Regions from separate parts of the Homo sapiens genome. Here all the other regions are linked to region 1. Evidence: chromatin contacts called from ENCODE Hi-C data. All regions are on one chromosome and are shown on one strand. Each heading gives the region's core, a stretch centred on a gene start or an enhancer-like site at or near the end of the contact. The rest is flanking DNA. Distances are from core to core; before and after follow the strand shown.

What was found. A loop is a pair of places that touch in the nucleus more often than their neighbours do. Pooled maps may share reads with other maps.
Region 2: a pooled map shows a loop between it and region 1 (6-fold over the local background). The contact joins the promoter of TRMT61A here to the promoter of CDCA4 in region 1. A Hi-C loop is called at or near these places in 2 of 37 single-sample maps with no recorded cell type and 3 of 50 pooled maps.
Region 3: a loop to region 1 is called in a map of CD8-positive, alpha-beta T cell, with 12 times the contacts of the local background. The contact joins the promoter of XRCC3 here to the promoter of CDCA4 in region 1. A Hi-C loop is called at or near these places in 2 of 168 maps with a recorded cell type or tissue (CD4-positive, alpha-beta memory T cell and CD8-positive, alpha-beta T cell), 1 of 37 single-sample maps with no recorded cell type and 8 of 50 pooled maps.

The regions. Positions count from the first base shown.
Region 1 is chr14:105,019,238-105,022,572 of GRCh38, forward strand. It overlaps CDCA4 (cell division cycle associated 4), which reads right to left and starts at 1,846. Exons shown (of 2, transcript NM_017955.4): 1 at 1,762-1,846. RefSeq lists enhancers at 1-571, 1,023-1,538, 2,053-2,566, 2,582-2,641 and silencers at 1,192-1,281, 1,292-2,181, 2,212-2,281.
Region 2 is chr14:103,527,614-103,530,948 of GRCh38, forward strand. TRMT61A (tRNA methyltransferase 61A) reads left to right here and starts at 1,583. Exons shown (of 4, transcript NM_152307.3): 1 at 1,583-1,648; 2 at 2,337-2,696. The coding sequence starts at 2,366. RefSeq lists silencers at 1,510-1,559, 1,570-1,739.
Region 3 is chr14:103,713,884-103,717,218 of GRCh38, forward strand. It overlaps XRCC3 (X-ray repair cross complementing 3), which reads right to left and starts at 1,568. Exons shown (of 10, transcript NM_005432.4): 1 at 1,541-1,568. It overlaps ZFYVE21 (zinc finger FYVE-type containing 21), which reads left to right and starts at 1,927. Exons shown (of 7, transcript NM_024071.4): 1 at 1,927-2,096. The coding sequence starts at 1,959. RefSeq lists an enhancer at 369-1,054 and silencers at 1,251-1,510, 1,591-2,160, 2,351-2,430, 2,531-2,600, 2,661-2,740.

The sequences.
Region 1 (3,335 bases), core at 596-3,095:
AGCCAACAGGCCACTAGGGACAGAGCAACCTAGGCCCACCGAGGCAGAGGCCAGCAGGGAGCAGCCCCGCAGTGCTGCTCAGGCAAGCAGAGTACAGCTCGGGGACTGGTCCTTCACTACAGCAGCAGTGGCCACACCTTCGTGGCTGAGCAATACCACGAGGCTGGCTGAAAACGCAGATTCCCAGATTCTGATCAGTAGGGCTGGGACGGTTGGGGACAGACTCAACTCTGACCTAACCTGTCACCTTCACAGCTGGACTTGCAGCCACTTCAAAGTTTCGGGTTTTTAAGCAAATCATCAACAATTTCCATTCCTCACACATCAGATAAGCTTTGAAATACTTTATCGGAAAAACAGGGAGAAGAGGAGCAAGGTCTGCAGTCTTGAGTACTGAGTGGGAGCTCCACCTTCCACTACAAGTCTCCTGGAGGCTGTTCATGAACAATTACTGTTATGTTAATTTCAGGTATTTGGTTTTTTTTGTTTTTTGAGACGGAGTCTCGCTCTGTCGCCCAGGCTGGAGTGCAATGGCACGATCTCGGCTGAGACCTCTGCCTTTCTGGTTCAAGCGATTCTCCTGCCTCAGCCTCCCACATAGCTAGGATTATGATTACAGGCATGCGCCATCACGCCCAGCTAATTTTTGTATTTTTAGTACAGACGGGGTTTCACCACGTTGGCCAGCTAGTCTCGAACTCGGGACCTCAGGAGATCCACCCGCCTAGGCCTCCTCTCAAAGTGCTGGGAGGTGTGAGCTACCGCGCCCAGCCAATTGCAGGTACTTTTGTTACTTGGAACGAAACACACTCCTTCTTTTCCCTGAAAACATGTTCCAGTGGCAAGTTGAGGGAAACTTCCTAGCCCCTTTTCCAAGATACAGCCTACTACTCTTCCTAGAAAAGGGGTGTAACTCACTTTGTATTCTGGATTTCCACCCTAATTATAAAACACGGTGACACTTGAAAATAGAGTGGTTGTACGTAGAAAGTTGATAAAACGTAAGTTTTGTGAACAGGCAATGTTTTTCTGTGGCTCGCTTTGAGAGAACGGTTATCTGGGTCCCGCCGTCCCGTGCGTCCCACACGAAGGCCACAGGAGAAGCGAGGCAGCGGAGACCCTCTATTCCAGCAAGCTGTCGGAGCCTTTGCCACGACGATCCTGTTTGCGGGGCGAGAAGCGTCTGAAGACGCGGAGGGAGGCTTGCGTCTGACTTCTGCAAGTGTCTCGGGGACTTTCCCTAGTCCCACCTCGCACCGCCGGAGGAGCCCAGGGAAGACGGCGCTGGCCGACCCGCCCGGGGTCTGGGCCTCCTCCCACATCCGCGGCCCTCTCCGCGGCCGGGCTCCGACAGAGGGGGCTGCGGCGCGCCTGGCGTTCCCTCCGCTGCAACTAGAGCCGAGGTACGGGAAACGCCGCTGCGTACCCCAGCCGGGCCCTCGTGAAGCGGCTCCCGCGTGGGGCCGCCCGCAGGCCTCGGCAAAGCCCCAGCTCCGCGCTCCGCAAGGAACGCAGACGGCGGCCCGGGCCCCTCTGTTCCCCGGGCCCCCTCAGCAGCGGCCACCCCGCGGGGGAACCAGCGCCCAGGAGGGCGGCGAGGGCGCCGCGGCAGCCCCAGCGGTGGTCCCGGGCGCCGCCTCCGCCCCGGACCCAGCGCCAGGAGCCACAGACTCCGCGCACCGCCCCCAGGCTCCTCCGCGCCCTGCAGCACAAAAGTGCACGCCGCCGTAGACGCCCTAGCGGTCCGCCGGGCCCGCTCACCTGACCCGCGAGGCCGCCCGCCGGGTCCTCTGCTCAGCCACCGCCACCGCCGCTGCCGCCAGCTTCCCGCCGCTGAGGAAGGAGCGCCCGACGGCGCGGGGCGGGGCGAGCGACCGCCACTCGGCGTCCACAAAGGGTCGACGCTGCGCTCTCCGCGCGCTACGCCCGCTGATTGGCCACTCGCGGGCCGGGGGCGGGGCCTCTTGTTCAAACCCACGCGGGCGGGGCATCTGTGGCGCGTCTTCCCGCGCTGCGGCGACGGCCGTTGGGGCTCGCGCGCGCCCTCGGTTGCCCCGCCCCCGCCCCTGCGCCCGGCCCCGCCACGCCCACGCCCCGCCGGCTCCCAGGTCTCCCCGCGCCCAGTCCGGCCCCGCCCCGCCAGCTCCCAGGTCTCCGCGCGTCTGGCCCTGAACTGAACGCGCCTGCGCCTGGGGCCCACGTGGGGCCCTCGGGCGGGCGTGGCGGGGCAAACAGAGGTTTGGACTCTCTCGCTTCTGCCTGGCTCAACTTCTCCGCCGAGGCATCCGTGCCGGGGTCGGGAGGAGCCGGGCACGGCAATTCCCGGGCGGTCTGGGCTCCGAGGTCTATCCAAGCCTCTCCAGAGACCGGGGTTATCTCCAAAGGCTTCCTAGGTTTACACGTAAGAAATGTAACGTGAAAGTTCAAAGCAGGGGACACGTGTTTTAAATCTCTTAGTGGAAAAGGTTTTAAATAGGATGCGAGAACCTGCAATCATTGACTTAAGTAATACCCTGAGCGCCTGCAGCAGGCCCGGCAGGCGTGGCTGCAGCTGAGAGCCAAGTGCTGGAAGTTGGGGGGGAATCCTCAGATCAATCCGCAGGTGCGGATGCGCCAAGGTCGGTGGTAAATGCTGAAATGCTGTCGGGAAACCTGGGAGTGACGTGGGGGCGCTGCTCACATAGGTCTCTAGGATAAGGAGCGTCTTAAAGCACCAAAAGGAAGAGTGGACGAGAATTCAGGAGAGGAATGGCTGGGGCAAAGCCCGAGGCAGGGGCAGGAGGCAGGAGCACGTCTCAGTGCAGTGAGAAAGAACCCTGTGATCTCGTGGGAAAGTTTTAAGTGTGAGGGGTGGAGGGACTTTTGGGCTATTCTGGGAGTGGGATGGAGACTACTGGCATGGTCAGCAGAGAAGGAACTGGAATCTGAATTGTGCTTGAAAAGAATCACTGTTCTTATTTAAAAAAAAAAAAAAGGGGGTCTCTTTCGCCCAGGCTGGACAACAGTGGCGTGATTATGGCTCACTGTATCCTCGAACTCTTGTGCTCGAGTGATTCTCACGCCTCAGCCTCCCAAGTAGCTGGGACTACAGAAGTGTGCCACTACACCAAGCTAACTTTTTTTTTTTTTTTGGTAATTTTGTAGAGACAGGGTATTGTCTTGTTACACAGGCTGGTCTCCAACTCCTGGCCTTAAGTGATCCTCCTACCTTGGCCTCCCAAAGTTCTGGGATTACAGGCATGAGGCACCACAACCACCAAGAATCACTGTTGGTAATAGATTTGGAGGAGGTGGCAGGAAGGCTGGAAGTAGAAAATCCCATTAGGTTACTGCCC
Region 2 (3,335 bases), core at 333-2,832, 1.5 Mb before region 1:
GGGGAGAAATTAGGGGGTGACTCAGGCGGGTGCATCATCAAGGGAGAGAAGCATCCGCTGGAACACAGGTTCGGGAGCTGTGGAGGGGGCTGTTTCAACGTTGAGAGCAGAAGGCAGGGAGGCTGTAAGGCAGAAGTAGAGGCAGCTGGTGGCCAGCGTGGTGGCCCCACAGGGACAGGAGCCCACAGAGAGTGGGAGGCCATGGAAGGCCTCTCACCAGCTTACTCCTGGGGGCTCTCAGCCGCAGCTAGGGCAGGGACACAGAGGGGCTGAGGTTGGACCCCTAGGTTTCCATGATGGACCCTGAGAAGCCAATGCAAGGGCCACAAACAGCCTGGCCTGGCCTGCCCCAGAGGCGAGAGAGTTGAGAGTGCTCTACAGGCTGCCAGGGCTCCAGAGGGGAGCTCGCTCTGCAGGAGCCTGGCCACCTCATCTTACCAGGCTGGAGTGGCTGAGTGACTGGGGAGGGTGCCCTAGGGTCATTGCTAACTGGCTTGGGTTCGGGCGCAGGCTAAACCCTAGGCTGGGTAGGGGGGTCTCTGTTCCTCTCCAAGCTCTGGTCCTGAGAGCTAAGAGCTGGAGGAAGAAAATCCGTGTCCCCTGCCCCCGCTCCCCTGCACACACACTCCACAGAGGAGCCAGCTGGGAATGGTGTTGCTGAGACAGAACGCCACTCCCGCTTCCCTGTTCTGCCCATCCTCCAGCAGCACCTCCTCCAGTCTCCTGCCCAGGCTGCTCACCAGACCCAAAAGTGGGCCCAAGTCATCCAGTTCTCATTATGCCTTGGTTCGCAGGAGGGGACACAGGACCCCTACTCCCTCCTAGAAGCAGCTCTGCACTCAGGACAACGTGCCCCCGTCGGGGGAGGCAGGGCCTGGGCGGAAGGCCACTTCTGCAGACTTTTCCAGGCCCCCATCTGCTGCACAGAGCTCTGGCTGACCCTAGCCCAAGCCTTTTAGAACCGCCCCTTGACCTGCGATTCCTTTTCTGGAATTCATTTTAGGGCCCAGTCAGGGGTGTTCCCAGAGCAGTCTGCAATAACAAAATGTCTATGGCGAAGTGTCCTCATAGAGGACTGGGCAGTGAGCCACGGGCCAGCCCTCTGGTGAACCCCCAGGGGCCGTCAAAGGGGTCCGGGACAGCAGTGACAGCCAGGCCTTGGCTCCTGCCGCCCTTCAAATGTGCCTGGGTGCGACGGCAACCCGCGGCCGGCGGGGCGGGGGGACCTTTTGTTTGTTTGTTATTATTTGTAGAGATGGTGGGGGTCTCACTACGTTTCCCGGGCTGGTCTCGAACTCTTCAGCTCAGAAGAACCTCCCGCCTCGGCCTCCCAAAGCGCGGGATCACAGGCGAGAGCCACCGCGCCGGCCGGCCGCCATATGGATTTTGTCCAGTCTTTCGATCTTCCAGCGACCAGCAAATGTAAACAGAGCAGCTCACATGAGGGAAGAAGTCGCCCAGGAAACGTCCTCTGGGAGGGGCGGGAAGGGCAGCCTGGCGCTCCCAGGATCCCGTGCGCGGAGGGGGGGAGGGGGAGGCGGAGGCGGGGCGCGACGTCATCAGCGGGCGCGGAGCCGGAAGTGTTGTGGCCGCCGCCGCCGCGCGTCGCGGAGGCACGTGTGGAGCCCCGGCAGCAGGAGCGTCGCAGGTGAGACTCCGCGGGGTACAGGGTGGCAGGGCGCGGGTGAGGGTGACCCGGGCCGGGCACGGCGCGCAGGGCCTGTCCCTCCAGCCTCGCATGGGCGGCCCCCGCCGGCCCGGCCTGGCCCCTTGTTGCCTCTGCATCGGCTGGGCGGTGTTTGCGTGGACGGCCAGCTCCGCGTCCCCAGCCCCTTACTGGGGAGCCCTGAATCCTCTGTCATACCCTGCCACCTAGCCCCCGTGGGGGAGACTGGGGTGAGGAATCAAGCCTGGCTTGGAGGTGACCTCATTGACCATTTGCCTCTCCCCCGCCGGTGGACACCTCGCAAAGGCGCTTCCTCATCTCACATCTTGGGAATGGGAGTCAAGCTCCTGGAGAAGGGTGATGGGAGGGTCGGGTCCTCACTCCGGGAATCCTTGGGACCGAACTCCGCCATTGCCAAGCCTCAGTCTTTTCATCTCTGATTTAGGCTCATAGTCCCTGTCTCTTGTCCTAGACCAAGAAAGGCTTCAGAGGCCAGGCCAGAGTGCAGCGCTATTGGGCTCCCTGTCAGGCAGTGGCAGAGACTGAGGCTGAGCTAGCCACACCCCGCCCATGCCCACTGCTGGGATGTAGGCCTCGAAGCCTTCTACCTAGACCCTAGGCCCTCATCCTGCCTCCTGACTTGCTCATGCCTACACACACCCCTCCCCAGGTCCTTGGCCCTTGCCAGACATTAGCACCATGAGCTTCGTGGCATACGAGGAGCTGATCAAGGAGGGTGACACGGCCATCCTGTCACTGGGCCATGGTGCAATGGTGGCGGTGCGTGTGCAGCGTGGGGCACAGACCCAGACCCGGCATGGTGTCCTGCGGCACTCAGTTGACCTTATCGGCCGCCCCTTCGGCTCCAAGGTGACGTGCGGCCGAGGTGGCTGGGTGTATGTGCTGCACCCCACGCCCGAGCTCTGGACGCTGAACCTGCCGCACCGCACGCAGATCCTCTACTCCACAGACATCGCCCTCATCACCATGATGTTGGAGCTTCGGCCCGGCTCTGTGGTCTGTGAGTCTGGTGAGTTCCTCAGGCTGCCTCAGTTTAACGCAGAAATTGACACAAAGGTGGAGGTCAGAGCCTCCAGCCTGCCCTTCCTACAGACACATGTGGCTCCTCAGTTTCTATTTTCACATCTTTCCGGGATGCTGACAGCAGGGAGTGAAGGTGGAGGCAGAGAAGCCCGTTAGGAGGCTGGTGCTGTAACTGGAGTGAGAGGTGGTGGGAAATGGACCAGGAGGAGCTGGGGAGGACTGGTGCTCTAGTGAGGGTCCTGCTTGCCTTGGTGGGGCGTGGCCAGCTTGATGCTTGGCGCTGTCCTAGGTACTGACCGTCAACCTCTAGTCCTCCGTGCTGATGGTGAAGCAGAGAGAGTTGCCCCTTCTGGAAAGAGGCCAGGGCTACCCCGAGGAGCTCACTGTAGGTGGGGAGCCTTCCCCATCCTCATCCATGATCAGATCCTCACCTGCTACCAATGAATGTGAGCACCATTGTTGAGTCCAGGGCCTGGGCTGTGGGAACCCCTGCACATATACAGGTGCTGGGGCCGCCCAGTGTGGCGATTGAAGCCAAGATTGGCCCCAGGCGCTGATGCATCTAGGTTGTTGGTGGCGTGTTCCTCCCGGGCAGGAGAGCTAGGGTCCAGGTTCACGAAGAGTG
Region 3 (3,335 bases), core at 318-2,817, 1.3 Mb before region 1:
TGCAAAAACAGACATCAGCTTGAAGGTTGTGCAGATGCTTTGAGGCAAGCTATACGCTGCTGGCCTGGGAGCTGGACCTCGGTCCCAGCTTCTCAGAGAGCTCCCGCTCTCACGCTCTCCACTGCTACCAAGGCAAACCTCGAACTCTCACCAGATCTCACTCTCCAGGGGCCCGCTCCATCCCAGCAGAGCAACCGGACCCTGGCCGTTCTGCCACTCACCTCCCTGCCGTGAATGCACCCCATCCATGGAGGCCCTGCTTCCCTGCCAGGTGTCTTCACCTCCTCCCCTCTCCTCCCCTCTGAGCACTGTGAACCCGAGAACAAATCTTCTTTGACAATAAACCGTGTGATTCGTGGAATCATACTTTGATCATCTCCTTATTTCCTCCACACACAAGGACCCCTGCACTGCCAATGGCCCCAGGAGAGGGCAGAGTCAGCCACAGGGACCCCACCTCACAGGCTTCAACACTGCTGATGCCTGTCATCCCAGCACCGTGGGAGGCCAAGGCGGCCAAGGTCGCCTGAGCCCAGGAGTTCAAGACCAGCCTGGGCAACACAGCAAGACCTACTCTCTACCGAAAAAAAAAAAAAAAAAGAAAAATAGCTGGCCAGTGTAGTGGCGCTTGCGGTCCCAGCTACTTGAGAGCCTGGGAGGTCGAGGTTGTGCCTAGCTGTGAAGACGCCACTGCACTCCACCCCGGATGACAGAGCCAGACTGTCTCAAAAAAAACAATAAAAATTCACGCCTTGTAATAAGGAATTAAAGGCAGGATGAACAAACATTTTCTTCTTTTTTTTGTGTGCTTTCTGAGATGGAGTCTTTTTCTGTAGCCCAGGCTGGAGTGCAGTAATGTGATCTCGGCTCACTGCAACCTCCGCCTCCCGGGTCCTGGTTCAAACAATTCTCCTGCCTCAGCCTCCCAAGCAGCTGGGATTACAGGCACGTGCCACCACACCCAGCTAATTTTTGTATTTTTAGTAGAGACGGGGTTTCACCATGTTGGCCAGGCTGGTCTTGAACTCCTGACCTCGTGATCCGCCCGCCTCGGCCTCCCAAAGTGCTCGGATTACAGGCGTGAGCCACCGCGCCCGGCCTAAAGGATTTTCTTTCCAAATCAAAGTATTAAAATAACTGTTCAGACCTCTCCCACTTCGATGCGAAGCCAGCGCGGTCCCAGGCGGACGAGCGAAGGCATCGAAGGCCGGGGGCGCAGCCGCGGGCCCACCTCGGCCTCCCCTGAGCGGACGCCTCCCCGCGCGCACCGGGGGCCCCGGAGACCGCCTTCCCCGCTCCGAACGCACGCGGCCCGGCCCCGGCGAGGTGCCTGAACGCTACCCGAGCTGCGGCGGGGCTCCCGGGGTGAGTGCTGCAGCCCCAGGCCCGCCTGCTCCCACAGGCTCGGGCAATGGAGACCCGCGGCCGCCCCCGCCCCTTGACCCTGCCTCACCCCTCACGCCCGCTGCCGCCCACGACCTCCGACCCCGCTGCCGCCCGGCTCGCAGCCCGGCTCGCAGCCCGGCTCGGCGGGCCTCACCTCCCGCGGGTTCCGCACTCCTCTTCCCGCCGTCCTGCTCCTCTCGGCCTTCTCCTCCAATAGGCGCCTAGCACCCTGAGTGGGCTACACCAATCAGAGACGAAGCGGCGCTAACGTGACTGACTAACTAACCAATCCAAAGTCTCAATCTCCCTGAGAGGGGCGGAGCGTACCCGGGCCAGCCCTCGCCGCCGATTGGTGATCGACCTCAGGGTTGCAGGGGCGGTGCCCTTACACGGATTGGAGAGGGCAGCGATGGGGCGGAGTTCAAGCTCCGATTAGTCCGCGCTCCGTGGCGGGCTTGGCGATTGGACGCCGGCGCTGTCAGCCGCGCGCGGACCGGGGCGGGGCGGGCGGTGCCCCGGGCTGGGCGAGGGGCCGGGTGCGGGGCCGCTGGCCGAGAGGCTGAGGCGGCGTCATGTCCTCCGAGGTGTCCGCGCGCCGCGACGCCAAGAAGCTGGTGCGCTCCCCGAGCGGCCTGCGCATGGTGCCCGAACACCGCGCCTTCGGAAGCCCGTTCGGCCTGGAGGAGCCGCAGTGGGTCCCGGACAAGGAGGTGGGTGGCCGTCGCCCCGGCCAGCGCCTCCGACCCGCCCCGCCGCCCCGGCCCGGCCCCGCGGGCTTCCAGGCTCCCGCGACGACCCCTCCGCCTCCGGGCGGCCCCTTCCCCAGCCGGCCCCCGCCCCCGCTCTCTCCCAGGTTGGCCGCGTCCCCGGGCCGCCGCCTCAGGCTCCTACGCCCGCGGGGAGGGCGGGAGGCGCGCGGTGTCCCGGTGCGGGGGTCCCGGGAGGGCAGGAGGCACCTGTCCAGGGCGGGCGCCGGGAGGCGGGGTGCGGGGCGCGGGCTGGTCCCGGGGGTGGGTGCGGCCCTGCCCGAGGCCGGTTCGTGCTGGGCTAGCGCGTGTGGACTGCGTCCCGAGAGCTGGGGCTCGCTCCCGAGAAAGTGGAAGGCGGAGCGCCTTCCTCGCAGGCTCGGTGGGGAGGGCGCGTGCTGTCCGCGGAAGCGCTGGAGCTGGCGGCCCCGCAGGGGTCCCTCCCGGGAACCGGGGGAGGCGTCGGTGCCGCGGGCGGGTGGCCGGTTCCGAAGCCACCTCCTGCTCGGAAGGAGGGCCAGGACCCAGTCTGCGGGCCAGGCTGCCCCCCGTTTCCCTTCGTCTATACCACCCTCCACCTCGGAAGCGAGGTCGCAGTCGCCCACTGGACAGTTTGAAGGAGACCGCAGATTTGCACCCGTTTCCCATGGGCCCAGACACGGCAGGAGTTGCCCAGGCCACTCCTGCAGACATTGGGGCGTGGGCGTGGGGTCCCTGAGCCAGGCCATCCGCTGGGCCTCCCGTGGGGTTCCCTGTGACCTGATCGGAGGTGCCTTTGCCTCACACCAGCCCCTTGGCCAACTGGGAAGGCCCCGAGTGCATTTAATCCCACTGGCTGTGCGCTAACAGGTGTGTCCAGTTTCTGTTCTGTGGATTTTACCACGATAAAAAAAAAATTGGGGGAGAAAAAGAATTTTTGTAATATGACTTTCATACTTAACACGTGTTACAGATTCGTTTAATTCCCTCAGTGATAGAACTAAGCAGACGTTGGAACTAGGTTCAAGAAGTCAAAGTAGCACTAATTGACTGGGTTCATTGAAGCTTGGTTGGAGGCCTGGTGGGGGGTGAGCGGCCACAGAGCCTCGGGGACAGGACGGAATTCGAGTGACTCTGGGGAAGTGTCTCTGGCATCTACAGTGTACGGAGCCATCACCGGTCACTGAGCGTGTCCTGGAGAGTTGAGACCAGTGCTGCCCACCT